2 separate regions of the Homo sapiens genome follow, and region 2 is linked to region 1. Evidence: read pairs that join two places in POLR2A ChIA-PET (ENCODE). Cell type or tissue: OCI-LY7. All regions are shown on one strand. Links, peaks and the distances in the headings refer to the core of each region. The heading gives the core; the rest is flanking DNA.

The links. ChIA-PET counts read pairs that join two places held together with the same protein. Peaks named below come from ENCODE experiments on the same cell type or tissue, not always from the same donor. Only the 100,000 strongest peaks of a DNase experiment are listed, where the experiment ranks them.
Region 2: POLR2A ChIA-PET joins it to region 1 with 10 read pairs; 3 of 35 experiments call an interaction of 5 or more read pairs at or near these places.

The regions. Positions count from the first base shown.
Region 1 is chr13:31,320,054-31,322,974 of GRCh38, forward strand. The region is part of intron 13 of B3GLCT (beta 3-glucosyltransferase); the gene reads left to right. Among named protein-coding and RNA genes, the nearest start is that of B3GLCT, 120 kb to the left of the region's middle. In OCI-LY7, for the core only: no CTCF peak of the experiment used is centred there; DNase peaks (open chromatin) are centred at 748, 1,068, 1,618 and 2,138; H3K4me3 peaks cover 2,465 bases; H3K27ac peaks cover 2,500 bases.
Region 2 is chr13:31,371,190-31,374,110 of GRCh38, forward strand. It overlaps LOC124903148 (a long non-coding RNA gene), which reads right to left. Exons shown (of 3, transcript XR_007063745.1): 1 at 1,606-2,921; 2 at 1-109. Among named protein-coding and RNA genes, the nearest start is that of B3GLCT, 170 kb to the left of the region's middle. In OCI-LY7, for the core only: a CTCF peak has its summit at 1,483 (motif pointing left); a DNase peak (open chromatin) is centred at 1,472.

The DNA of each region.
Region 1 (2,921 bases), core at 148-2,647:
TGAGCTCCTGCCACAGCCTCCTGTTCCCCCTACTTTTTGGTCTTAAACTCCACTCCATGCTGTTGTCCACACTGTAGTCAAAGGGACCTTTCTAAAAGCAGATCTGGTCCTGTCTCCCCTCTGCTCAGAGGCCCTCAGTGGCTTCTCATTGTCTTTTCTCCAAGAGTGTGAACCTTTTTCTACTTTTGACATCTAAGACAAAGAGATGATCATTTAGATTTTAACAAGAGTCAAGTTGATCTGGGATGAGTCCTCAATTTAATCTTCTCTAGTTTGCCTGATTACCAGCCTCCCTGGGTGTTGCTGAGGCCACTGCTTTGGGCCCGAAAGCCCAAGAAAAGTTTTGTCTTCTACCCACTTACCAGGCCCAGTTTGCCGCTGAAAGCTGCCATGGCTGTCTTGCTACTCCCCTAGCAAGGATTTTTCTCTCTAGAAATTCATTCATCTAGGCTTCGTGTCATTCACCTCTCTTCAATTTCATAATTACATATGATTTTCCTGTTATTTGAATATTTTTATTTGAGTGTTACCATGGCATGAAAGTCTTTTGCATCTTCTGATATCCTAACTGGCAGTAGAACTTCTCCCATTGCCTTTAGGATCAAGTCTGCACTCCAAGGCTTATAAGACCTCTCATGATCTTGGCAGATGCTGTTTTACCTTTCTAGCCTCATCCATCTACACCCTTATCTTAAAGAACTCTTGCTGAACTTGTTTCAGTTTCTCTGAAGCACTATTTTTTTCCTCTCCTCCCAAGATACGACATTCGCTGGTCTCTGCATACCATTGTTTCCCCAACTTTCTGCCTGTCTAGTTCCTCCTTGTTCTTTTGGACTCACCATAGCTATCACCATTTACTCTTGAATGCCTTTAGCCCAATCTAGCCTCTCAAATCTGGGTTTAATGCATTTCTAATGTACTTTCATAGCATATTATGCAAACCATTATCATTTAATTGCCTATTTACTTTTCTATTTTCCACTTAAATTATGCATTATTTGAAGGCAACACCTGTGTGTTTCATTTCTCGTTATTTCCTCGCTTCTTAGCATAGGGACTCATGTTTTTCAAGGTACAGTGAATAAATGAATAAACAAATCCATGAACACAAGGCACTGATCTTTATATAGCTAACATTGACCAATGTGATGTTCTGTCTTTAATAGCGCTTTTACAAAGATGCAGGAACATTCGTCATGAGATTGTCTCTTACATCAACCTTTGATAAAAGCTGTAAGACATAATGTTGAATAGTTTCTCTAGTATTACAGCAGAATTTTCTGATGCTCTAGCTTGAGAACCAATATGCCTTTTAACAGCAAGTCAGAATCAGTGGCTTGTAAAACCAATTCATGGACCATGACTAGCATTTTAAATTAATGAACTATTGAGTGGAATAGAATAAAATGGAAAATATCAGAGTGCATTCCATGTCATAAGGGTAAGTATTGTTTGTGACATTTTTGTTTCAGCTTTATACATACCCATGCACACTCACACATGAAACATATAAATGGTTGCAATGTGAAATTAATTTCTTGTTTTCTGATGGCGGGTCACAGTCCAGTAAGTTTTTGAAAACCACTACCTTAAACCATCCATCTTAGGTAAGGATGTTTTGACAGAGCCGAGTCAGACATGTAGGTTCCTGTGGTTTCTGTGTAGGTATTTTGCGTTGTTTGGAGCATGAGACCTTTGTACTATTTGAATCCAAGTGTCTGTTTTTCACTTTGTTGCTTACTCCATGAAAGTTTTGGTACTTGGAGAAAATAAATTGAATGACCATTTTTTTTTTATTATTTCAACAGGCTTTTGAGGGGCAGGAGGTGTTTGGTTATATGAATGAGTTCTTTAGTGGTGATTTCTGATATTTTGGTGCACCTGTCACCCAAGTAGTGTACGCTGTGTCCAGTGTGTAGTCTTTTATCCCTCATCCCCACCCCTCTTCCGAGTTCCCAAAGTTCATTGTATCATTCTTATGCCTTTGCATCCTCATAACTTAGCTCCTACTTATAGGTGAGAACATGTGATGTTTTGACCATTTCTTTTTGAAAATACTTATTTACATATGTGCATTTAGGTAGGAAGCTGTGCTTAGGCTATCTATCATCAGCCTTTTTGGCAGCCTTGGGAGCAAATGACTACACCAGAATAAGATGTTGGGCAATGTCCTCGGAAGAGGCCGCAGGCAGTGTTACCCAGAGAGACTGCCATGACCTATTTATTGGCTGAAGGCCAGGAAGGGCAGGCATGTTTCTCATGCATGTTCCCTTCCTACATCGTCTTGATCTGCACTGTGTTCTTGGGCAAGTCCCAGACTCCCATTTCAGTTTTTCTTATTTTAAACATTTGTATATTGTATATTGAAGGAAATAAAATAATCCTGTAGCCTTTCAACATCTTTTTAATGTTTAATAGTTGGTGGCCAGAGCAGACAAGTGTTCTTTCCCACGATGATATGACTGGTAGTTTTCCATTTTGGGGAGCAACCTTATTTGGAAAGAACTCATCAGCATGCTAATAAACAAGTGTTATTAACGGCTCATATTCACTTAGTTTATGCAAATAATTAATGTAAGACTGTGTGAGTAGGCAAAAGTATAAAATAATTACATATTAAAATTTCATGCTCACGTTTCATCTTCCTATAAAGTTAGTTTTTCAGAGAGCGGATCAAAAAAATGAAAGTCTTTCTCATTTTTTCTCATTTTACTAGATGCTGACAAAAGAAAAAAAGCATTTTTACTATTTACTGTCAACACATCTTCTCATGTGTGCTCTTTTCCCGGAGTCAGTAGCTTGAGCCCAACGTGGCCGATTGGGTGTAGGAGTTCCACTCAGCCACAAAAAATGTGGCCAGGGAGGTTTCACTGTGGACAGCAGGCTTTCTAAGAGAAAGGCAATTTATGGTGGGTTTTCAG
Region 2 (2,921 bases), core at 106-2,605, 51 kb after region 1:
ACACTTCTACTGGCCGTTGGTTCATGTCTGCAAAACTGGCTTCAGTTACCTCCTTCCTAAGAGTTAGTCATGCACAACACAGCTGATGTTGGTCAACTGACTTTGAACACTGAAGGTAGTTAAAAGATGGAAAAGTGCCTGGTTAGAGATAGATGTGGCAGGTTTAGAAAGAAAACTTAAGGTGGGTATATTTTCAAAGGAGTTGATTGGTATGCCTTCTATTCATATAAGTATACAAAGACAGGGAACTCGCTCTGTCTCCCAGGCTGGAGTGCAGTGGTGTGATCCTAGCTCACCGCAGCCTTGGACTCTTGGGCTCAAACAATCCTTCTGCTTCAGCCTCCCAAGTAGCTGGAACTACAGGTGTGTGCCACCACACCCAGCTACTTTTTAAATTTTTTGTAAAGAAGGGGCCTCACTGTGTTGTCCAGGCTGGTCTCTAATCTTGCCTCAAGCGATCCCCTGGCCTCTTCTTCCTAAGGTGCTGAGATTACAGGGGTGAGCCACTGCATCTGGTGTCTATTCCTACTAGATTTTAATTGAATATTTACTATAGAGCTGTATGGGTAATACTGTGTCAGGTAACATGAGAGGTCTAAAAGTAATCTAAGAACCATCCCTCTTGCCCTAAAAAACTTCCAACAGTTGAAACGATAAGACACATATGAAAAGTTAAATAATAAAAGGCTGTATACAACCACAATAAATGAAGTTGATTTGGGGGAGTATGCAGTGAGGTGTGGGGAGGCCAGGTGCCTTTGAAGGAGAAATGAAGCAGGTGGGGTAATAAAGTGATTTACAAGAAATTATGGCAGAAGAATGTTTTACAGGCAGAGGAGATGTTCTCCAGAAGACAGAAGAAACAGCAATATAAGCAAAATCAGAGATATGAGAGTGTTTTGTTGAGCATCAGACCTCACTGATAAGCTCTGAATTATTAGCATCACAGAGAGGGAGGAAGAGACAGGAGGTGACATTAGAAAGCTTGGACCAGATCACAAAAAATCAAAAAAATTCATGCCAAGGATTTAACTTGTTGACAATGGGGCTTCATCTAAGCTTTTAAGTGGGGAAATGTCACACAACTTATAAGATAGGCATTTTTTATAAAAAAATTAAAAATAATTTAAAGTAATCAAAAGAAAGGAAAACATGACAAAATGAGGCTGCTGCGGTGTTAGACATCAGTGTCCTTTTCATAGCTGAGAAGATCTCTATTCAATGCTGTTCAACATGCTAGGAAATACGATGGTAATGAAAACAGATAAGAAGTGCCCTTCACTGGGCTGTCTTTTTGGGGGTCCTGAATGTCTTCGGAGCAAGTGACCTAATGAGCTACAGAAGTCAGGAGACACAGAAACAGAAACATCAGTGTCAGGAGCTTTGAAGGGCCATGCAGAACTGGCAGGTATTATACAGCAGAGTGCAGAGCTAACACTGCCTGAGGCTGACACCTCAGTGCCCCCTCTTGGTCTCTTTTGCCCCTACTTCTAATCATTAGAGCCACAAAGTTCTCAGGGTTTACCCTCTGCAGCTTTCTCGCAACTTCCTGGAAATCTAGATAAAATACTGAGGTTAGAATGTCAGTGGCCACTCCAAACTCACCTGACAGATCACCGCAGAATAAGAACCGAAACCTGTGAGCTTTCCATAGTGTCATGAGGCCTTTGCCAGAGGTGTGAACTTCCGCCCGAGGGATTCTCCAGGAAACCTGAATTTCCAAATTCTGAACCTGCCTCTGTAGATTGCAGTGGTACTTTTCCCTCTTAACTTTAACCGACTTTGGAGTTCAACATCCTGTCTACCCCACCTTTGAGGCCCTTCTCCCTGTAAGCACTAGCTCTGTTAGCTGGGTTCTGCTGGCCTTCTGAAAAGGACAAAATGGGGGCCAGCAAGAAACTCGGCCAGGTCATGGTTGGCAACAGGTTGGGCCTCAGGACACTGGGAGGGGCAGGTTAGGAAACAAAATGACTAGAGGTGGTCAGGGGAGTCTCGGGGTTGGCCTGAGGGCCTGCTCTATAGAGGTTTGCTTTAATCACAGGCACAAAATTGACCAAATATATTTGTCATTGGTGACTACGGCAAGAGTATGTATGGGATGGGAGGCTGGAGAGACGCTCATTGTCACTCGTTGTATGAGGAATGGATAGGTATACATATTTTAGACTAAAAGGGGAAAGTTCGCCTCTAATTTCAAGCAGGAGCTTTTTATGTTAAAATGTAAACCTCATCCCCCACTTCCTGCCCTTTTTTTTTTTTTTGTCCAACAGAGTCTTTCTGAGTTTGTATTTAGCTGTTGAGATTAGTTTAAAAAACACCTCTCTGATGACCACAGCATGTAGGAAGAAGCTGGGTCCGAAAGAGAGAATGCAATTGCCAAAGAGAACACAGAAACAGGTGCAGCAGGCTTGGGCTGGCCTGAGAGGTCATTAGTGGCCACTGCAAACTTCACCAGCCCAAGTGGAGAGAGGCAGAGCTTCCCATGAATCCAACCAGGAAAATATTGCAGTTTAAAAAACACCTCTCTGATGACCACAGCATGTAGGAAGAAGCTGGGTCCAAAAGAGAGAATGCAATTGCCAAAGAGAACACAGAAACAGGCACAGCAGGCTTGGGCTGGCCTGAGAGGTCTTTAGTGGCCACTGCAAACTTCACCAGCCCAAGTGGAGAGAGGCAGAGCTTCCCATGAATCCAACAATGACAACATTGCACTCCGAGACTGTTCCTCCAGCACCCGCCTAGGCAAAGTCCAGGTCTCAGAAATAAGGACACCACCGCAAGAAGAGGACTCCCAGTGACAATCTACTCCATGGGACACGAGGAAGAGGATTGAAACCTAACTGGGATGTTTCCCTCCCAGCTCTGGCTAAGGCTTACCATCTATTTCATAGCATGGAAAAATTCCAGGCTCATAGCAGCAC